Linked DNA regions of Mus musculus: regions 1 and 3 are each linked to region 2. A link is a loop called in an ENCODE intact Hi-C map of the cell type or tissue named here. Cell type or tissue: left cerebral cortex. All regions are shown on one strand.

Region 1 (8,000 bases), 960 kb after region 2:
CATTTTGTAATGACAGCAAAATCATGTCTATTTAAAATATACTTCTTGCTTCTGATTCTTCCCTTTAACTTTCTTGAAGAGTTTGTCTAAAAAAAGAAAATGTTTGAAACTGTAATTATGTACCATTTTGATTTCTGATTTTCTCACAAATTTGCATATCTAATTTTGAATATTCTAAAATGTTTTAGAAAAAAAAATTTGGACACTCCCTTGTGGAAGGAGATGGTGCTGACTCAAAATTAGTAGAATTAAAAAAAAAATTAATGTGAACTAGCCAGTACTCCCTAGAGCTTATGTCTCTAGTTGCATATGTAGGAGAGGATGGCCTAGTCGGCCATCAATGGGAGGACAGGCCCTTGGTCTTACGAAGATCATATGCCACAGTAGAGGGAAATGCCAGGGCCAGGAAGCCAGAGTGGGTGGGTTGGGAAGCAGGGTGGAGGGAGGGTATAGGGAACTTTCCGGATAGCATTTGAAATGTAAATGAAGAAAATATTTAATAAAAGAAAGAAATTTAAAAAGAGAAAAAATACAGCTTACTCTATATGTTCAAGTTACAAGATAATATTCGTGCCAAAAGCTAGAATTTGGGAGCCAAATATCCCTGGGTTTACACTTGTGCTTTGGGGTGGTAGGAACAGTGAGACTTTAGACAAGTTATGTAGTCCACTTCACCGTATAACAGCTGTTAACAATAAAAAAATTAGAAAGAGCAAGAGAGAGAGAGAGAGAGAGAGAGAGAGACAGAGAGAGACAGAGAGAGACAGAGAGAGAGAGAGACAGAGAGAGAGAGACAGAGAGAGAGAGAGAGAGAGAGAGAGAGAGAGAGAGAGAGAGAGAGAGAGAGAGAGAGAAATTCATGTGACTATTGAGAAAGTTAATAACTCAGGCAGCATTTTATATCCAATGTCGTGCAGACAACAAATTGCCATAAATTACTTTTATGTATTCATCACTAACAGGTCAGGGAAGTTACTCCAATTGGAGCAATTAATTTCCCATACTCACTTGGTTGTATTAATATCATTCTAACTTTCCTCATCCACTACAAACAAGAAAAGTTGGGTATTTGTTTATATAATAATATATAATGAAATATATATAAATCATATACATGATTTAATTCTGTTTACAAATTCACATACTCAACTAAAGGTGAGATCCACATTCATGCAATCTGGTGCCAAATATTCACTAATAAAATACACTGCAAACCACAACAGACTGAGAACAATCATAAAAGAGCCTCCACAAATATCTGCATTATAGACTGATGCTATAGAAACAGGGTATGTTCTATTCATACTGACAATTTTATAACACACAGCATATGTATGTGTTCTGGGGGTTGTTTCTTGGTACCATTTTCATGTTATAACAATGAAAGAAAAACTTCACTTTTTACAACAAAAAAAATTAAAACCAGTATATCATGTGACTCATTTGATGATTAGCAATGTAATACATCTAGTACTTGATACAATCCCTAACATGCTCAATAAATAATACTTGCCCTGGCAAGCATTGACCTACTACAAAACTTTTATTGGAAGCCCTATCGCCAAACATAGATGCATTTGTGTTTGTTTCTCTGTGTGAGTGCATTTCAAACAATATTATTAGCATTAAAGTATACACTTATGTCTCCTCTGCATTAATACTGGAGCCATGGAGACAAATCTTGGCATGTTTTTGTATTTAAACCCTTTCATTCAAATGAAATGAGAAAATATCAAGAAAGCATTTTCTGATTTGTAAACAGTTGAAAAATCAAAGTCAAAATGTTACATTCTTAGGTCATTTGAGTATGAAATAAAACCACTTCTTTGGATGTTCCCTTCTTGTGTGTCTTCTACGTACACAACAAGAAAGGACATAAAGAGATGCCTTAGCATCAGAATTAATATTTCCAAACAAATAATTCCAAATCAAGGACACTTCTATGTAATACACTGTCATGTTCTCAAAAACATATATCAAAAGAATCATCATTTTTTCACAAAGTTAGATTCAGCTGGATGTATTTAAATAGTGTGAAGAAAATGGTACATACACAAATGTCTAAGTCCATATATGTGTCCATATATCCAATAGCAAAAATGTATAAAGAAATATGCCTCTTCATTCCATGAATGTAGCAAACCTTGAATAAAACATGCATACATATTTTACTCAAGTAATACAATTATGTACATATTTACAATTTATTCAATCTCATTTTTTCTGATTAGTGTTCATCTTCTTCTATCATTTAATTTTTCTTCATCTTTTTGTTACAGGGCCTCATTTAACTTCCTACATAACTAAGGATTACTGTGAACTTTTGTGTTTCCTGCCTCAACCTTTCAAGTGCTGAGATTTAAGTTATACATCGCCATCCTCAGTTTTAATTTACCATTTCTAAATGCATAAATAGTCCCAACATTCTTCAAAAAGTCAATATAGCAACATTCCTTGAAAAATTCTCAATGCATTTTGAATAAAATAAGAATCATGAAAGTTATTTACTCACAAATGTAAACATTTTTAGTGAAGCCAATTAATTTAGTAGGAAACATGACAAAATAACAGTTCAGAAAAAAGAAAGAAAATGGTGTCTCCTTACCCAAGTATTCTCAAATCATAGATATTCTTTACGTGGATAAATATCTATTACTGAATTTTTCAGTGTTCCCTGGATATCAGTCTGAATGGCTATGATGTGTACAATGGTAAAGGTCTGTGTATACATTTGATAACAGGTTAAGATTTAAGCAAGTACATGGGGTGTTCAAATATCATTCTTATCCAAATAACCTCAGAGTGCCTATAATAAATAGACATTAAATTTTCATTTTCTTTTTTCTTTTTTGTTCTTTGGATTTCCTCTGTCCTTTTTGGGCATAAAACCCACAGGTAAAACACTGCTATGGAACATCATGGAGCTCTAGAAGATGCAGTTGAAATACATGAATTTTACATTTAATCATAAAGTGTAAAGGACGAGGAAAAGTCTTTTATCTAAGTGGTGGTTTGTTGCTCAGTAAGTGTCCAGTGAAGCCTAGGGAATAGTATGAGTACCTGTCCAAGGTGCTGAAGAAGTTTCCAGGAGAAGGATGCAGACTTGGTAGAATGCAAGTCATTAACCTAGTGAGTTTGGCAAGCAAAGTTTTCTATTTCTAAACCAACAATCCTTCAAAATGGAAAGTTCCACAAATGACAAAAAGATTACTAACTGACAATTTAATATGTATTACACAGAATTAACAGAGAAATTAATGGAGGAAATTCCCTCCACTCCATAAGAGAAGAGCACAAAGCACTCACAACAAGAAAAAAATAGCACACCTATATCCTCTGAAACTCATAATAAGGTGTCAAATAACTCAGAATAAATCTTTGCTGGATGAAGGGGTGCCCTTAGTGCTAAGCATTCTCACTAGACTGTTGTTATAGGCACCAATTTGCTACCAGAACTAGAAATACAGGAGATCACTAGTTCACTTCTTAAGCAATTTAAACAATAAAATATAAAGTTGGATATTGAAAGGAAGAAAGAAAGGTGAGTCCACCTTTCCATTTGTGAATACCAATTTCTTATGAAGAAATAAATTGATGCATAGCACTACCTACTTGTTTGGATACCCAAGCTAATTCAGGTGAAACAGTTCCAGGATTCTGACTAAATAAAAACAAGAATCTGTTATCACTTTCTCAAAGTCACTTTTCCCACACCATGCACTCTAAAGAGAAATACGAACAGCCATACATCCTACAACTAGGTGGGTAATCACCCAGGTCAACCATTACTTCCTGCTGAAATGTCCCAAAATAGATTAGGCTACTGTAAACATCAACTAGAGTTTGCTTGGTAGAACTTTCCTGGTTCCTTGTCTCCAAGTCCCTGTAGCCTGGGATCCCTCTTCTGCGCTCTGATCTGCTGCCCCTGGGTAGCTTTGTGTCTGGAAGGAAGGGAAAGCTATATCCAAGGAAAAAGAAAGCGCACGAAGTTGCGCTAGGGGTTGGGGGCGTTCAAAGGACATTGAGATAGAAACAATAAATCCCAAGCTGTGCTTTCAGCACCAAACGCTGTACCCCCACCCCACCCCGCCCCAGGCAGAGGAGAAACCAATCTATTACCCAGAAGTGATTCTCCTTCCTTCCCTTCTCTACCTTTGCTTTCTCAGTTTTGAGTTCTCCAAAGGACTGGGTAAGCCAGTCTGCATTCTAAACCATGTTCTCCTTTCCTCAGAGCTCAGACACGGGGATCCAAAGGCGTGCATAATCCCTATCTTAGACCTTGCATACCTCCCCCTGCTTTACCCTCTTGCTCGCGCCTTTTCCACCAACAGGTTTAATTAATAATGGTCTTCTGTAAAAGAAGCAGATGTGAACCTCTTCTGCTCTGGCCACCCCGGATTCATCTAAGTCCCCTCCTCCAAACCACACTGTGAGCTTATCAGCATGCTTAAAGCTTCTAAATCCTTGACAGGTCTGGGGATAGATACCTGGGCACACAGACATAGCAAGCTTACCCCCTGTTGGCCACGCAGCAGGCAGTGAGATGCTGTTTAGCTAGCCCCCCGGAGTAAAGTTGGGCAGCAGAAATCAATGGGGTTGAGCCAGCTTTTCCTTTCTTGGGCTTTTCCCCAACCCCAAGATGATCCCAAGCTCATCCCCTGTGCTCGGAGTGCTCAGAACAGCGGAGCTGAGGGCGGCATGTACAGCAATCTTCCCCTCTATGGAGACAGGGGGAAGGGGAGAAGGGGAGAGAGCGGAGGAGGGAGGGGTGGTAGTTAGTATTTATAGAGAAGAGACTTCTCTGCGCAACTTTTTGGTGCCACCAAGTGGCACAGTGAGTTCCTTTAGGAACACAGACTCCTGGGCAGATCAGGATGGGTACACTAGTTTCATGGCCAGACATTCAGGATGGGGGGAGCTGAAGACACCCAGGGAGATGAGTTTATGAATGCATACCATCTCAGCATCTGCAATGCAAATCTCCAAATTCTATAAATGAATATGCATTGACAGAAAAGGGCTAGAGATGACTTCTCCAGTCAAGTAGAAGAGGAATCAACATGGTATGTGCCAGCTGCCTGCTGCCCACTGGGCTATAGACATGCATGCTCTAAGAGAAATATCGCTTTTCTCTTCCCTCCCTAAGCCTTCTACTCATATTACAGAACATTCCTGTCTCATTCCAAAATCCTCATTTGCCACACAGTGACAAACCTTGAAACTAGGATGTGATTTTCTTTACCATAATCAAGCCCAGGTAACTTCTCAAAGCTTAAGTTAAATAAAAGCAAACAAACAAACCCCAAAACTTCACAACCTATCACCAAAATATGTTTTTCAAATGCTACTTCGCTAGACAATAAAATAAACAAACAAGCAAATAAGCAAAATGTAACTTTAAGTTTTGTGCATTTGAAATTTTCCAAACAACTGTCAAAACTCCATAATCTTTGCATGGGCCTGAATGTTTGGCTGGACTCAACCTTTCCCATAGACCTTTCATAGAACCAGCATGCATTATCCAATGGCACTGTGAACGTTACAGCTGTTAAAATACTTGGAGAGAGAACATCTTTACAATCTATTTGCCTGTATTTCCGGATATCTCCCTTCCCTCTTTCCCTGTACAATTCTTCAAGCTTATACAAACACACACTATTTTGTGAGACTTCAGTGTCCTAAAATGCAGTATGCTTTCCACTTTCCTGATGGAGAGAATAAGTGTACAATGCTTGGTAGTCTTGTTCAAGGTCACATATTTTCCTAGACAATGGCCTAAGGGCTTCTCAGGGTGTGACTGAATGAACATTGGTACCAAATCTGACAGACCCAACTCTCCTTGCTATACTACCACACATAGCTCATGGAGTCTGTTCAACTCCCCTCTCTTTCCTCTTGATCTCCATGTTCTTCATTATCATCCTTTATGAAAGTTCTGTCAGAAAATTTAAGGTTAAAAAAAATCTTCCTTTCACTGCTAGAAATATATAATCTTAGCTTTAAGGGTCCAGACGTGCTGATACATCTCATAAATGGGTTAATGATTCCAGAGAATCTCTTGGTCCTGGTGTTATAGTCATTCAAATGTCATTTTAGAATTGTAATACAGTATTTAAAACCATCCATAATCTTCTTCCCTGTCTCATTTTTGGGGTGCAGCATCAGCAAGTGTGCTTACTACAGCCCAAACATCTAATATCCTCAGAGATCTAAAATTCTCCTCCCTCGCTAAGTGCATGCTTTATCATTGCACATGTACCAGCATGAGACAGAAGGGGGGGGGGCTTTATTGGTTTTATTTATTTTTTTCTGCCACTGATTATTTTAGCTATTTTCTGTGGAAACAACCCCACTGAAATCCTTCAGTTAGGTGAATGAAAACAAAAAGATATTCAAAAACCTCCCATTTAGCCATACCACATTAGCCCAGGCTCCTGACTCTAAATTCATGTCTAATTTATAGAGCACATGTCCTTGCGGGGTGACTTTCTTAAACTTGCAGGACCTTCTAGTATCCCTGGCTTCACCTGTCGTCCACCTGCCCACCACCTGCCCTTCTGGGTCCCTTTAGTCCAAGCACCCGCCCCTTGCTCGCTCACTCTCCATCCCTGCACTGGGGGAGGGGCTCCGGCGGCATCCTACATCCCTGGTAACTCCACAGCTGAGAGAAAGAAAAACAGCGCTATGCTTACCAGGTGCGCTCCCTGAGCCTTGCTCCTCTGGACAGCCGCTCCTTTCAAGCTCCCTGCGCTTTCGTAGCGGCCTTGGCTGCTGCAGAAGCGCTAGTGGCTGCGATCTAAGCTGTAGTGGCAGCCAGCAGAACGGCTGCGGGCCCGCGGTGGTGGCGCTCGCTCTCTCGCGCCAGCGCCTGGAGCACGTGCTGCGCCCGGGCAGACGCAGCTGGAAGCGCAACGCTGGGTTGGCTCCTACTCTTGCAGAGTGCAATTGGGGGCGGCTGGCTAGCCTTGGATCAGTGAGTGAACACTGCTCCTAGAGCCTCTTGGTCTCAGGGTTCAGGCCAGGGCAGTCTTGGACTTCCTCACTACCTCATTCCCACCCAGAGATGGAGAAGCAGGAGCTGTGCTGGGAGGCGTGGGTGGCATGTCACTCAGAGAGAAGCTGGAGAGCAGGTAGATAATCAGCTTCTCTCTGAAGATAGTACGAAACTCCTGACAGTTATTGGGAGAAGGGGTATTATTGCTGGAAGACAGAGAGAGGAGTAGGAAGAAACAGAGAGACAAACACAAGACTGAGAGACACAGAGAGAAGAGAGAGAGAGTGACACAGACTGTACTTACACACACACACACACACACACACAGAGAGAGAGAGAGAGAGAGAGAGAGAGAGAGAGAGAGAGAGAGAGAGAATGAGATTCAGAGAACTGCAAGTACGGTTCAGAAGCCCGAGTGATTAGAAAGACCAATGTATTTAATGGTCTTGAGTCATTAATAATGTCATTTTGCATTTGTCTGCACTTCTTAAAAATGTTTCTTCCTACATCCATTAAAAGTCTTTCCCTGTGGGACTTAAATGTTTTACTTCTTCCAATTGCTTGGCATCCTTTTCTTTGATACCCCTAGTACTGTCTATGGACATCAAAAATGCTAAGGTTACCTTCACATTATATCTGAAAGAAAAAGAATAAAAGGGATCCCTATAAATTACTTGCATGGCTTAATTTAAACAAAAGAATAATTGGGTAATATTATTATTGCCTGAGCAAATTAAAGGAGCCAGGTACTTTCAGTAGCTGAATTAATGATTAAAACATGCACAACACTGAAGTCAAGGACACCAGTTATTAATAACTACTAATGTTTGTCAGTGGGTCCTTGACAACAAGGTAGTGTTTCTTTGATTACTTCGGTGATATAATAGTAAGGAACGGAAGAAGGGAAGTATCCATTTAAAACACTATGTCAAGCATTAAAAGACATTTGCCCATATGTGTGTATTATAGCCCATTTACAGCAACACATTAGAACCAGACTCCAGGT
Region 2 (8,000 bases):
AGAACAGCCAGAGCTACACAGAGAAACCCTGTCTCGAAAAAAACAAAACAAAACAAAAAACAAACAAACACACACACACACACAAAAGTGATATGAATAGTTGGTTTTGTTGCTTTGATATTAAGTGGGAGACAGAAGACACATTTAACATTAGAGACAATATTGTCTCTCCATCCTGATTTCCAGTGGCAAAAATGTGAAGATAATGGAAGCTGCAGAGGACACATGAAGAAATTTGGATGCATACACAAGTCCATAGACCACAAACGAACACACACAAACAGAGGTGGAAAACAGGAGTCAAGGAGATGAGAAAAGATCCACAGGTTCATGCAATCACTTAAGTTTATAAACTTAGGATGTAAACCGAGCTACGTCTCTCCTCACTCACCTACCTCACAACCTTTATAATTATGTAAATACCCTCAAGTTGCAAAAATGCAAAGTCTGTTACTCATCTTACCAAAAACCAATATGATAATATGGGTGTCAGTAATTTAGTATTAGAAATTGACATTCTGATTCGTTTCAAATTCAGGCAGTTCAGAGGTGTTGAAATTGGAAGTCAGGACTAACTCCAGAGTAAGTGTCTTCCATTTTCCTCCTAACTGCACACTTTGATTGGAATGGACTCTGTGGGTGGTGATAAGTCTCCTCAAATTCTTTTACCATTCTTACCTGACATCTGCCAACATTTGATTCATAGCTGAATTCATAAACTGTGTTGTTCAGTGAGGATCCTTCCTCAATCTTTCCTCTTGTTGGTCTGCCAAGGACCAGCCTGGGCTTCGAGAGGGATTCTGGAGTGAAGGCATGTCTGGGAGCAGTGAAGCATATGACTTGAAGTCAAATCGTGGGTTACAAGCTGATGGCCATGTCACTTGAGACAGCTTTCCTGACTGCTCTCTCTATGTTCTGTTTTCTCTGGAGATCTCCAGACAGCTCTCTCCGTGAGACAGCTTTTTTTTTGCAGTTTTAAAACTCTCTAGATAGCTCATCTCTTGCAAATCAAAAGCCCAGTCTTTTATTTACATATTAACTCAGTCATTACCCCAAGTTCCCTTTTGATTATCCCATGAATCATCGACCTGTCACCCTCAGCCTGTTGATTTTTAGGAAGAGAGAGCAAGCACAAACAGAGACAATAAGATAGGTGGGTGGGACCACAATGCCTGGGCCCTTGACCTAAACTCCCTTTATCCCAGGCTGACCCTGAACTCAGGAATCTAACTACCTTTGTAAGCATAAACAAATAAACAAAAACAAAACAAAAAAACCTTATCTGAGTGGTATTTTGCCCTGGGATCACCACTCTCTAAATCTCTTTATCTTCTTCCTTAGCATCTTTCTGACAAGCTGGCTCATAGCACAGCTGCCTCTGCTCCTTTAGCTCTAGGAAGCTCCTTATACAACTTATATTGTATCCTTATATTTCACTTAGTTTAGAAATTATATGTTTTTTAAACTCATGTTTTCAGTGTTCTTTCTCAAATCCTTAAGGGATGTCCAGAAGATCACATCATTTACTATTTTGCTGATAAATCCTTTCTTCCTAAACTCATGGTATTTCTGATTATCACAGAGTCATTTCCTTGGCAGAGAGGACATTTCTTGAAGGCAGAGTGTGAAAATATGTAAACAATCCTTTGGCCCACAGCATTCATCAACGCTCTTGGAGGCCCACACCCTGCCTGGTTCCAGGGGTGAGAACTAGGCCATTCCATTCCTATCATGGCAATGCCAGACTTAGCATTGGTCCTTTTCTCTGTATCCTGACTAGGGTGCAGGTAGGAGGAGATGATTCAGATACTCCTCTGTCCCTTATCAAAGCATGACAAGAGAGGCTTAACTTCGGGGTAGCACTGGAAATATTATTACACTGAGCAATCAAAACTGAAGAACAGTTTCTGTGAGAATGAAGACAGACAAACTTGACAATCTGAAGAAAGTAATACAGACATTGATTTGTTTATAAAAAGATTAAAAAAAGGAAGGGATATGCTAGGTGGAGGTGTAGTCAGGTGCCCATGCTGATGCATTCCTTCCCCCTAAGGGATCAGACACATGGCAGTATGGTAGAGAATAGAGTTTATTCAAGGTAGAGGCAGGGAAAGGCAGAGAGAGAGAGAGAGAGAGATAGAGAGAGAGAGATAGAGAGAGAGAGAGAGAGAGAGAGAGAGAGAGAGAGAGAGATTAGAGAAGTAGAGGCTGGCCAGGAGCACGTGGAGAGAGATGGGGGAAAGGAATGGGCAGAGAGCAGCAGCAGGAAAGCAAGAGCAAGAGAAAGAAAGAGAGGAGGTCTTTAGCAGCTCCTTTTATATCGAGTCAGGCATACCTGGCTGTTGCCAGGTAACTGTGGGGAGGAGCTTAGACAAAACACTAACATATATCATACTCAGGGAATGATGAAATTGAAACAATGACAATCAAGGCAAATTAGAAATCACTAACAAATGAGCCTTACAATCCAAACATGGAGCTGCATTCACTAGCTTGCATTTCTTTACAATGTTTGTCAGCTACAAAATCTGGCTACAACATTAGCTCTGTGTGAGAATTTTATTTTCTGCTGTAAGATTGCACACATCAGCTTCCCCACAGGGCCTTCATCTGACCCCCGCATAGAACCACAACAAAAGAGCTTCAGACTTCTCTGTGTGCTTAGGCTTTTAAGGGAAGCTGAATTCTCTCCCCCTGTTTGTCAGCAAACATAACGTATCAGTGTTCAAAATGGCATTCTTTTGTTGCCTTCCTAGCTTTTGTTGTTTAACTGGACGTCAGTGAAAAATACATAAACACAGAGATGTTCAAAGGTCATTCTTTCTGACTATGCACTCTTAATGTCTACATTAGCTAAAACTAAGTTGTATCATGTGTAATGTTGAAATTATGCAACCTTCTTTCAATAGAATTGCAGTAATATCTTGCATTCAATTTTAAAAAGTGAGAGATTTGCCTAAAGAAGTAATGCGGGTGGGTGGCAGGATACAGTGGAATCAGTTGATGATCTGGTGTAAAGTGACTTTACTAACATTGCAAGGAGATGCGTTATTATTAATGCTTATATGAGAACACAGGATGGAGAATAATTGTTTGGGCCTGGCTAGAGATTCATCTTTCTTTCTAATGAGTATTGTTGAGTTCATAGACATGTCTACTCGACTACTGAAAAGCCACAAGGGGGCGCACATACCTTTATGGATAGCTTCTATGTGCACTGTAGCTATAGTGCCCTACCAACCCTTTCCTAGTATAAACAAAATATTTTCTTTCAGACAAGGAGATATAGATCCAGGGAAACTCAAAATAAACCTAAAGTAAGCAAGGAAAATAGCACGCCCATGGCTTTGTGCTGCAGCATCATGCTTCAGTAAGTCAGCTACCCTCTTCTATTTCAAAACTTGCTTCTACTCAAAAACTCATTCAAAAATGTGCCACTCCTAAAGAAGGTGATTCAAAGTAAAATCCTTGTTTTATTCTGGGTGGGAGGAATTTCTGCATACAAAGACCACTTTCCAGCACCCTTTTGTCTGAGTACTGCCTGCAACTTGCAAATTTGTCTTTAGTGTTTTGAGGATTGTTTTTACATATTTTGTCATTGTCTTTTAAATATCAAAAACATTTTACTATTTCTTTTATTTTTAATATTTTCTCCTTTTTCCACGCCAAGCCCTCCTATAAAAGCATCCTTGCTGTCTTTCAAATCCATGGCCTCAGTTTTCACTGATTGTTGTTGCATGTATATATATATATATATGTATATGTATATAGTCTGTATGTTACTTGTATATAACATTTTCAGGGATGACCGTTTCGCACCTTGGAACTGATTGACCTACTGATATGCTCTTTCCTGGAAAAGACTGTTCCTCTTACTCTCAGCTTTCTTTCCTTTGAGTTCTTTGTGTAAAGTGGAGGCATTGTAATCTTTCCCTCACCCACTTTGGGTGGGTATATTGTTATTGTTCTTGATCAGCATAAGTTTAAGCAGTCGTGCTGTTTAAATTTTGTGGACATAGCTTCTGACATTGCTAGGAAACATAGTCTCAAAGCAAACTTCCTGATGGTCTAACTCTTATAGTCTTTCCATTCTCTTTTGCAATAGCCTGAGCCTTAAGTGCAGGAATTTTTTGTAAATTGTTTTAATCAAATATATATATTAGATAAAATATGAATAAAATATGGATTTGAAAGACATCTACAGATATAGACCCCATAGGAACTGGTTACTATAACTGTATTTTCTTGGTTGTGGTTTTCTGTAATTGCTTCTATCTGTTGCAAAGAGAATTTTTTTTTTTTATGATGGGGGTAAAGTCTAAACTTAACTGCTGATATAAAGACAAATATTTATAATGTAGTTAGGAATTATGCTGATTTAATAAAATGATGATTATAGGTTCTTCTCCAAGATTCATGACTTCACTACTCCTGGATAGTTGGAAACATTTCTAGGAATAATTTCCCTCTTTGTTCATCTGGTCTTGTCACCTAAGAGCTTAAGAGTAATCAACCTTCTGACAAACTCTATGAGCACGATGTCTCGAGCCTCTGGTTGGGGCTTCACATCCTTATCTCTACCTACATGTCTGTCTGTCTATCTATCTATCTATCTATCTATCTATCTATCTATCTATCTATCTATCATCTATCTATCATCTATCTATTCATCATATTCTCTCTTTCTCTTCCTACTCCCTGTACCAATGAGAGTTCCTACCTTACATCTAGCAATAAATCTAGCCTGGTGAAAGCAATGTGTTGGAGCTGTAATCACCAGATTGACAGCTTTTTTTTTTTACAAAGAAATATCCCACTTGGGCTTATTTTCTTTTTTCATTAGCTATTTTTATGTATAAGAATAAGATATAATTTTTTCCTTGAATAGTAATTATCTCATGGCACAGTCTCAGTGGCTAATACACACTTACCAGAAAGTCTTAACTTACTGTTTTAAGTGGCAACAGTGTTTATTATTTTCCAAACTAAATGTTTTAGAAATATCTTTTTTGGTTTTTTTTTAGGCCTTTCAAACAAACAAACAAACAAAATCACCAAGTCTTTATCTATCAAATCTGAAATTCTGTCCTCTTATTTATTTCAGAAAGACCATATGATACCCAAATTATTTGTGGGTTTTATTTGTATCTTACTGTCTTTCCAATGGGAAACTTTACAGGTATATTTGACATACTTACTTGTTAGCTTTATGCAGCTACTCTGCTCTACTTTGTAGCTGTTAGGATAAAAAAAAAAAAAAATCAGCTACATGTCATGTCCTTCAGCTAGGTGTGGCCCATTGGCTCTTCTTTGGTGTTTGGCTGGTGGTTAGCAGTGGTATTAACCACTGGTCAATAAGTCTCCTGTCTACTATGTCAGGGTAGGCCTGTTCTTGGTGATGGAACTGTTTCCAAGAGTGAAAGGAAAGAGATTCCACTGCTTGGTAAGAAGACCATCACATCACAAGGGGACCTGGCTAATACATAGAAAAGTAGGAGGAAATTGTGGTCATTTTTGCAGTCTGTTGCAGAAAGATTCTGGAATATTTTGTAGTAAATACTAGAGTCACAGTTATGCACTTGTACACTCTAACAGGAGTAAGTAGAGTAGACAAAAACTCCTAGGTAACCAATAGAAACACTTGCAACTGGAAGTAGTAGTAGTCATATAGATAACAGCCCATGACAGAGGCTGTTAGCCTTGTTTGCTTATTTTCCTCTTTACACTTTTCCTCTCAGGACATTACTGCCATTGAAATGTTTCCTCTGGGCTGTTAAGAACAGGGAGAAGCAGATAGAAGTGGGAGAGGAGGGAAAGGAATTCTAGTATACTTTCCTTTTTAGCCTGGGGAATAGATAATAATAGTGGTGGTGTCCACAAAGCTGGGGCGAGGGGAAACGAACTTTATGAATGTTCCTGTGGACTTGCCATTACCTTCATTGTAATCAGGAAATAGTGAAAAGTGAATTAGCTAGGTCCTGTCCGTTTGCCCATCCAAATTCCCTCTTCTCCCATCCCATGAAGATGGCCTGCTGTGAGTCACACCCATTGCTTAATGGCTTCTGGAGGCAATGGGATCACAGAAAGAGAGTAAGGAGGTAGAGCTCTCATTCCCTCAGCCAGTCACCTAGCCAGCAGAGAATGCCATTGAACACACTTTTGTTAGGGATTGATTATTTCCAGTTTTATTTCTGCTATATTTGATTCTTATAGCAACGCTTGCAGGGAAGGAAATATTTATTTTATTTATAAATATGGAAATTAATGTAGCTCAGAGAGTGATGATATAAGTTATTGTTTACTCACCATCTTACTGTACCCCACTTTTTTCAAAGCTACACTAGAGAATAGTCAAGTTGTATCCAGTATTAATTTTAATTCACTGTAAATCTTTGCCATAGCAGAGGAGCAGTCAGTGTAGGATTTTCTTTATAGAAATTGTGATTGAAATTACTTTATTTTCATTTCTTAAAAAACATCTAGTTAAGAAAACAAGAAGAAATGGCCAATGACTCCATGGTCTAGCAAAAATAATTCTGTCAATTTCTCATTTTGCATTTGGCTGGTAAGCAGTAGCTATATGCCCACAAACTTCATTTTAAAATGAGAGCAACACAAATGTGAGCAATTTTCACTTACTCAGAAAAATTATGTTGTGACATCTGTCAACAACAATATGAACTAACCAATACCCCCGGAGCTCATGTCTCTAGCTGCATATGTAGCAGAAGATGGCTTAGTCAGACGTCATTGGGAAGAGAGGCCCCTTGGTCTTGCAAACTTTATATGCCCCAGTACAGGAGAATGCCAGGGCCAAGAAATGGGAGTGGGTAGGTAGGGCGGGGGGGGGGGGTATAGGGGACTTTCAGGATAGCATTTGAAATGTAAATGAAGAAAATATCTAATAAAAAATTGAAAAAAAAAAAAAAAAAGGAAGCCCCTAGCTATTCTGTAGAGTTGACAAATAAACAAAACAACAAACAATGGGAATTAAAGAACTAATTTTAAATCATACCTGAAAGTGTGGTGGCTAAAGTTATGCTTAAGTTTAAACTACTGTGCTTAAGACATAGCATAAAACAAAAGCATCTAACCTGTAAGCCCCGTTTATCAAATAAATTCCTGGAATGCTGAGGGCTGTGGTCATCATAAGATAACAAGGAGTAAACATGGCTCCAGCTGCATATGTTGCAGAGGATGGCCTTGTCATGCAACAATGGGAGGAGAGGTCTTATGAAGATTCAACAGATGCCCCAGTGTAGGGGACCTGAGGATGGAGAGGTGGGAGCCTGTGGGTGGATGTTTGAACACCCTCATAGAAGCAGGGGGAGGGAGGAAGGATAGGAGACTTCAAGCGGGGAACTGGGAAAGGGGACAACATTTGAAATGTAAATAAAGAAAATATCCAATAACAGGTGGAAGGGGGAAACAAGGCACGTTTTTCCCCGTCTGTAAACAAGCTTGACTGCCCCAACTGCCCAGAATGCGTTTGATCATATGTAGGTAGGAGAAATGTAGGAAATATATTAGGACGTATGGTTTCCCCTCATTGGACAAGGGTGGGAAGTATGTGGCCTTCTGGGTTTTGCTTTCTACACCTCTGACTAATGTAATTTGATGTCATACTCTTGGGTATAGACTGGCCAATATTCATGGTCCTGGCCAGTACTTAATAAAGCTTGCTTCAAATTTGGCTCCAAAATTGTGGTAATGGTCTTATTTTTGCCTGGTGAGATTAACAAAAATCACATAATAAATAAAAATATTTTAACTGAGGTAGGAAAAAAAAACTTCTCTATGTATTCCTTTTCTCTTTATTTGGAACAAAGTTGAGGAAAATTTTAGATTGTGTCCTTTAGGGACTACCAGGAGAAAATGGACAGTATTTTTTAATATAATGTTGGAAGCAATTTAGGGACTCACATGAAAATTTCATCACTCCTCCTTTTCACATGGCTAGGCCGAATGGAATTTATGCAAGACTTGCCATTTTCAGAAGT
Region 3 (8,000 bases), 490 kb before region 2:
TATGGAAGTCAGTGGTTGACACCTCGGCTTGTGGGTCCTCACCTTCCACCTTGCCTAGAACAGTCTCTTGTTCACCTGTGGGCATGTCAGGCTAGCTGGTTCCTGTATTTACAGAGATTCCCCTGTCTCTGCCTTCCGTCTCACAGTCAGAGGGCTGGGATTACAGATGTTCACATTGTGTTCATCTTTATGTAGATTCTGGGGACCCAAACTCTGGTCTTCATGCACTTTACTCTCTGTGCTATCCCCAAGCATCTAATCTGACTGTCTAAATGCTTTTTGGAAAGCCTTAGTTGTGAAATTTAAGTCCTGGGACAGAAACTGGCAGAGAAAGATAGGCCTGACATACAGTCATCTGAGATTCCTGGACCTAGGAGGGAAGACTTCCATATATGTGCTGTGATATATACATGCCCACTGTCTCACACATGAATACATCATACATACACACACACACACACACACACACACACACACACACACACACAAAGAGAGAGAGAGAGAGAGAGAGAGAGAGAGAGAGAGAGGTATTTTTTTTAAATAACCAGAAAAGTCTGCCAGATCTCCTAGGACCTCAGGACCTCAGCCTCATTTATCTCACAGGTGGGCTCTAGGACTATGCAGGAGCATAGGAGTGTTGGCTGTTTCAGACAAAGTCCATCCCACCTACTTAGGCTCTCTAAAGAGGGCCAAGGGATACTTTTTCTTAGTTCTACTTCAACTTTGTGAAAGGTTGCTCATGTTGGAACTCAAGAAGTTCATTCCTTCTTGAAAGTTATCTTAGATGGAATGAGGCCTTCTGTTTTTATTTCACTAACACATGTTGAATGAAAATTGGGGGTCTTTTATAGGCCAGGACAATGGCAGGATATGCAAACACCAGAGAAGTGATATGTGAACTACACACACACACACACACACACACACACACACCTTTCAGAGAATTTGGTGTAGGGGGTTTATTCTCTCCTCTTCCTTTAGTTTTTCTTCTTTTCTTCTTCTTTTCCTTTACCCCCTTTTTCTTTCTTTTCCTTTTCCTTTTTTCTTTATGGGACAGGATTTCACATTGTAGCGCCAGCTACCCTCAGAGTCGCGGTGACCCTTTCTTCAGCTCCTACTAGTGTTCCAGATGTGAGCCACCGTGCCTGGCTAGAGAAGTTGTTTTCACGGACTCTTTGAACGTTTTGTGGTTTCAGGTTTGCACACAGGGCCCTTCCCAGCCCGGCTCAAAGCTTTCCGGGCTTTAGAAGAGGATTCTAAGATGTAACCAGTTTTCTGTCTTCCGCACCTCAGCGCTTGTCAAGATTTCATGCTTCTGGGCTTTGCTTTTCTCTCTGCCTTGAATCCTTGAGTAGCATTCTTTTCTTGGTATATACGTTTGACACTCAACTCAACTGTCACACTGTCACTCCTTGGGGAAGCCTCCTGTCACTCTTCAGTCATTCTTCTCTTTGGCTCCTTCAGGGTTTCACTTTTGATGCTTCTCAAACATTTTACTCAAAGGAAAGAAAAGGAAAAAGAAAAAGATTGCCTTGGCTGTTGTTTTAAAATAGCTTTCTGTGGCTCTCTCACCTCTCAGATGCTATTGTGGTTTGGATTTCAAATGGGTCTCCAAAACTCACAGGTTGAAACATGGTCCCCAGCTGATGTGGGTGAAGTTGAAGGAAGTAGGCCATTAGGAGTGTTTTCTTGACTGGTAAATTGAGATCCTGGTCACAGATTCTCCTTTCTTTCCCCTCTTTCTCTATTCTCAACTGGCTATCAAGTAAGCAGCTATGTTTCTCCCCCTGTCTGCTGCCTTACCACAGACTCCCAAGGCAAGGCAGCCAGATGCCTCTGGGCATAAGCTCTGAAACCACAAATCAAAACTACGCCTTCTTCCTTTCAAGTGGTTATGCCTTGATATAAAGATGGAAAGCTGACAAACACAGATTTTGGGTAAACTTGTTTAGGGTGATATTAGAAACAGGCATTTTAAGCAGAACCCCAAAGGATCTCATCTACCTTCTTACTAAGATCCCTTGGCCCATCATGGGTTACGGAGGGAAGGGAGAAGATGGTCATCCTTTGAGAACTGTTCTGCTGTAGGATGATCGTCCGTTGGAACTGCTCCCTTTTCCATGTGACTATACTACCTCTGCTGGCTCAGAGCATGATCCTGGAGCCCAGCACACAGCAGTCGTTTATGATTGTACAAAATAGGAGGAAACGTTATCATGTACTGATTTTATTGTTGTTTCTTTCACCGAGAAAGGACTGGAGGCCTTGGAACATTCAGCTGGCACTCAAACATTGAGTCTGGCAGTTATGGATCAGAAGGGTTTGTTTGGAAGGGGAAAAAGAACAAAGACACTTGTTGGGTTTTTATTTATTTATTTATTTTTGGACTTTTATCTTTTCTGTTCTGTTTATGCTTCTGAAGATCTTGGATGTTTCCACCCTCCATCCTTAGAGGCAGGCAGACCTTTCAAGAGTTTGCTACAGGCCTTGCTCCTTTTGTTGTAAGCACCTCAAGTCCCATTGCCGTTCTGGATTCCAAATCATTGAGTAAGTGAATGCAGGCTTGTGAATTCTCAGTCCTAATTGACACTGAACCAAATGCATTCAACTCTTCTCATCACCTGACCCTAGAGATCCAGATGCTCTTAGTGATGGGCAGAGGAGGGATAAACACAGTGTTCACCATGGCAACACAGAGCTATGTGCACAGAGATGATAGGGGATTCCAAGAAGGAAGGGAGAGTATTGGTGAGGGTAGTGGATGGAGAGAGGTGGAGACAGGAGGAAGGGGGAAAGGGATGAGAATATTGCTTTAAATTTTCTCTCAACACAGAAGCACTCTTGTTCTTCTGTAGCTTCAGCCGTATTTTCTGCTGATGTGTTATGGTCAGCACATCCATTTCCCATAACCAACCCAGTTTTTTTTTAAATACTTGGAATATGATCCTTGAAACCTTTGACAATGACCCACTCCTGTGTCTAGATATAAGTAAGGACACCTGGTGTTCCATTTTTTTCTTGCCACTTGGAGGTTTTACAGTGAACTTCCATTTAGCACCTTACCTCCATACATTCAGGTTTGTTTTCTCTTCATTCCTGAGCTATAGTTGTTCCTTCTGCCACTGATGTCTCATATATTACTATCCAATCTTGGTCTTTAGTCAGAGTATACTGATGAGAAAGACTCAAACACATTTGTATCTCAAAGATGACAACAGGCTTTTTTTCCCACCTTATAATTCCTGTCTTGAGCCAAGCTTAACAAGTGAGACCTTCTTAATAACGCTTTGAGTGGCAGATTTCAGTGAAATATGAGCTCAAGTCGAGTTATTCTGCTTCACAAACTGTCTGGAGAGCAAAAGCCACATCTATTATAGGCCAAATTGAAGCAATAAAAGTCAGCCCTGGATTGACTTGGCTAAAAGACACATTGATCTCTGCCAGTATTATCAACCAATCTGTCAATAAATCAGCCAATCTATCAAACCTGTGCAACTTCACTGACTGACACAGCATATCCATAAAACACCCTGTTTTGAAGGAGATGCTAAGGGGGAAACTACAGATTTACAGTCAATTGCATTCACCTTGAAGCTTGCTCCACTTCTTCCTGTGCGAGTGTAAGGCAGTTTACTTAACTGTCCTGGATGTGCAGGTGCCTCACCTTTAAGATTATCTAAATAGCACTGACCAGAGGATCTTAAGAGTGCTGTAACATATAATGGAGAACACTCCCCATAGTGAATGGCCCGCCCCACTCCACCATAACTAGTATCAAAGTTGCATTAAAACAAAAGAGGAGGAGGTCTCTTATAACGTCTTGTTCAAATCTATTTTCCCTTAGTGCTGTCAGTCAATAGCCATGTCATGGCCATCCCAAACGTTGATTGCTCACAGTCAGTAAGTTAATGCTGTTTACTCAAAGTTAGAAGATCTGTGTTCTTAGGTAGGCTTCACTTTCTCAGCTATGAAAGAACAGATTAATCTCTGATCACAGCTTGCTGGGAACTCTGCATTGAAAAAAACAGTTGGTAAATAAAAAGTATGTAATTGCAGGACCCTTACAGAGGAAGGTTATAGAAGAAAATGACTGTATTCAGCCTGCGGCCAACTGAGCTATCCTCCTAGGAAGGCAGGGATCTGGAAAGAATTTGTCCTGTTCTGCTAATCAGAGAAACCAGAGATGAATTATTCATTGAGTAATTAGCACAAGCCTTTTTACAGAGTCCTTTAGTGCTGGCTGCTCAACATACTGTTGGTGGATCAACCATATAGACATCATCTGGATACTTAAATGAAAGATCTCAAGCTTTTTCTAGGACTCACTGAATTAAAAAAAAAATTCTACATCTTAACAGATTCACACATATGTTGAAGTTTGGCTTGTACTAAAATCTAGGAAGAACATTTAGAAAAGCAACTTTTAGTCTGGCTTCTAAATAGAACCATGCTCACTATCCCAGTATACACCTAAGTCCTACTTGTCAGTTGACCAAGATGAGGATATCCTCAAGGCTTTGGCTTCTGTGTTAGTCTGCTTTTGGGCAAGGCATTCCTTTCAGCCTCTATTCATATAAACGAATGCAGTTTCAGATGAATGGTAATAGATTTGTTTCATTAGCACCATTTGACAGTAATTGGTTCAGTGGAACTGAGGATAAGGAAGAATGGCAGGGGAGGAAGGGAACACTTAGGGGAGGCATGTCTTTCCATATGGCTCCTCATGAATGTGCCATTATAAATCTTATTGCTACTCAGTATGCTAAGCATACTGAGAGAGGTTAAGTAGCTAGCTATCTCCATGCAAGGGGTAGAGCTGAAATTTAATTGTATGCCTGTTTGACTTTAAGTAGCACTTTTCACTATTTGCTCTAGTCATGACTGCTGCTTGGCAATGTGTGCAAAGGCTAGAAACTCAAAACAAGTATTCTGCAAAGGCAATGGTGCCCCTGGGTCAAAATTCCAGACACAGTGAGCATCTTTTGGGTATATGCCCAGGAGCTTTTTAGCTGGGCCTTCAGGTAGAACTATTTCCAATTTTCTGAGAAACCACCAGATTGATTTCCAGAGTGGCTGTACAAGTTTGCAATCCCACCAGCAATGGAGGAGTGTTTCCCTTTCTTCACATCCTTACCAGCATGTTCTGTTGCTTGTTTTTGATCTTAGCAATTTTGATTGGTGACACAGTGAGAAAGTCCTGCCTCAGCTTCCACTGGTGAGGGGTGATTCTGTGACTGAGGAAGATATCTTCACCCTTATGTCTATTGTCACCTCGGACATTACCTAGTGCTCTGTGAGACATGGACTTTTTGGCAGCATGCTGGCCTTAGGAAAAGTAGACTTGTCATCTGGTGTCTTAGTTTGGGTTTCCTGTGCTATGATGAAACACCATGATGAAAAGTAAGTTAGGGAGGAAAGGGTTTATTTGCCTCATAATTCCACATTGCTGTTCATTATTAAAGGAAGTTAGGACAAGAACTCAAAAAGGTTCAGGACCTGGAGGCAGGAGCTGCTGCAGAGGCCATGGAAGGATGATGCTTATTGGCTTGTCCCTCTTGGCTTGCTCAGACTGCTTTCTTATAGAACAGGGAGCTACCAGCTCAGGGATGATACCACTCACAATGGCTAGGCCCTCTTCCATCAATCATTAATTAAGCCCTACAGGCTTGCCCATAGCCCAATTTTATGGAAGCATTTTCTCAATTGAGTTTCTAAAGTGACTTTAGTTTAGTTAACATGAAACTATCCAGCATACCTGGTACCTCAGAGATTCCAAAGTAAATGTTTGAGTGGAAAAGACAGGAGCAGTGTCTCATTGTAAACTGAGCCTTGGGAACCTACTAGCTTCTGTACTGCCACACATTCTATTCAGATTAGCGATAGATCCCAAACATGCCTAGATTCAAAATGAGAGGACAGAGTGTGATAGGACCCACAAAATTTCCTCCATCTTATATTCTCACTGAGGCTATTACAGGTTTAACTAGAATTTGATCTCCATGATGGAATATCCCATGGAATAGTACCAAACTCTAAGGTTACAATGCTCTCCTGACTTATCTTAGCCTTAACCCTTTACAGCTAACCACTTTTTTTGCTCCTGCAAAGCTCCTGCCACCTAACCTGAAGCTGTGGAGTAAGAGCCCAAGAAATGGTTTCTGCCTTTAAAACCCTGTATTCTGAACACTCTACTTAAGGACACACCTAGGTACTGAGTGGAATAAAGACTTCCAATTGGCTATAAACTGTGTCTAAGTATTCACCTCTGGTGGGCTTTCCATGACAAAAGATTCCATCTCTAATGGGAAGACTTATAAAGACCAGGTAGCCTTCTTTTCTATTTATGTATAGTTTTTCTGGATACTTGTGGAATGTAGGTTGATGGGTGATGGTGCTTCATTTGGATTTATAACTATTGTTGCTATTTGCTACTGTTGGCTAGGTGTAATTGGATCTAGCAATAAAGTAACCAGTAAGGTAATGAATCAGCTCCAGCTCCAGCTCCAGCTCCAGCTCCAGCTCCAGCTCCAGCTCCAGCTCCAGCTCCAGCTCCAGCTCCAGCTCCAGCTCCAGCTCCAGCTCCAGCCCAGTACTGGCTTGTTGGTGTGTTCCGGTTATGTCTGTAGGCTTTACCAGAGTGAATAGAATTCCAAATCTATAGTCCCCAGTCCCAGGAGGTAGAGATTCCAGTTAGAGTTGCAAGTGGAGCGTGAAAGAAGTGAGGCAGAGTCCAGAAGTGAGATCTGAAGAAGCTAGTGTGTCTAAAAGAGACACCAGGTTGATTATATCTGGCAGAGATGTTAAAAAGCTCATACTTTCTTATTGCTTTCATTAGTATTTGGGTGTTCATACTTTCTTGACATGATTTTCATTGACAAGACTTCAATTTTGTCCTAGATAGTGCTACTTCTTCATTGATTATATTCAAATGTCTGAGGAGAAATAAAAAAATTCTTGAGAGACGCTAGAAGATATGAGGAAGAGGAAAAACCCTGGAATGGAAATGTTCAGAGTTTTATGAACATGGAGATAAGAAGTCTAAATGAAGTTTATCCAGCTTCATTCCAATGGGTTCCAGTAATTTTCTAAATAGCTTATCTGTGGCTATCTGGACCTGTAAACGATTCTTTAAATCAGGGGCTGTCAACTTTTCCAATACTGTGACCCCTTAATATGGTTGCTCATGTTGTAGTGACCCCCAACCATAAAATTATTTTTGTTGCTACCTCATAATGGTTATTTTGCTACTATTATAAATTGTAATGTAAATGTCTGATATACAGGATATGTGACCCCCATGAAAGTGTTGTTCAGGCTCCAAAGATGTTGCTATCTACAGGTTGAAAATTGCTACTTTAGGGAGCTGGAGAGATGGCTCAGTGGTTAAGAACACTAAATGCTCTTCCAGAGGTGCTGAGTTAAATTCCCAGGAACCACATGATGGCTCACAACCATCTATAATGGGATCTGATGTATTCTGGTGTGTCTGAAGACAGCTACAATGTACTCATATAAATAAAATGAATAAATCATTTTAAAAAAAGAAAATTGCTACCCTAAATGCTTCCTAAGTTTGTAAGGAAGTATCTCAACTAATGCACATTCTGTTTAATAAAGATCAGTCTTATCAGCTTTATATGAGAACAATTCATCCAAGAAGACAGTAGAAGATAAGATGACAAGCCATGCAGATAATGGTAGTGAATGTAACCACCCCGAAAGGTCCATGCAGCTGTTACTAGATACTCTATCTTATATCTGTTGCCCACTGTATCCCAGAAAATCATCAATCTAAAGCCAAATAGGAGTAGTGCCAGCTGTATTTGAAGACCTTATTCTTTCCTGCCATCTGAAGAAGAGGAGTGAGAAGAGTACAGCATGCATTGTCTTTCAATGTTTTAATGCAGAGCTTTAACAAGGAGGCAAGTTAGAAGAAACATTATCAGAACTGGATTTGGTGAGAGCTTGCTGGTTCCAGAGCAAGGAAGGAGATCAAACTG

The links. Peaks named below come from ENCODE experiments on the same cell type or tissue, not always from the same donor. Only the 100,000 strongest peaks of a DNase experiment are listed, where the experiment ranks them.
Region 1: a loop joins it to region 2, with 18 times the contacts of the local background. A loop is called at or near these places in 6 of 42 quality-filtered maps.
Region 3: it touches region 2 in a loop (3-fold over the local background); 2 of 42 quality-filtered maps call a loop at or near these places.

The regions. Positions count from the first base shown.
Region 1 is chr7:87,583,233-87,591,232 of GRCm38, reverse strand. It overlaps Grm5 (glutamate receptor, metabotropic 5), which reads right to left and starts at 7,065. Exons shown (of 11, transcript NM_001143834.1): 1 at 6,693-7,065. In left cerebral cortex, CTCF peaks have their summits at 4,835 (motif pointing left) and 6,780; DNase peaks (open chromatin) are centred at 3,902, 4,794, 5,754 and 6,819; H3K4me3 peaks cover 4,858 bases; H3K27ac peaks cover 3,498 bases.
Region 2 is chr7:88,539,785-88,547,784 of GRCm38, reverse strand. No RefSeq gene overlaps it. Among named protein-coding and RNA genes, the nearest start is that of Rab38, 110 kb to the right of the region's middle. In left cerebral cortex, a CTCF peak has its summit at 3,165 (motif pointing right); a DNase peak (open chromatin) is centred at 3,189.
Region 3 is chr7:89,032,025-89,040,024 of GRCm38, reverse strand. No RefSeq gene overlaps it. Among named protein-coding and RNA genes, the nearest start is that of Tmem135, 300 kb to the left of the region's middle. In left cerebral cortex, no CTCF peak of the experiment used is centred here; a DNase peak (open chromatin) is centred at 4,344.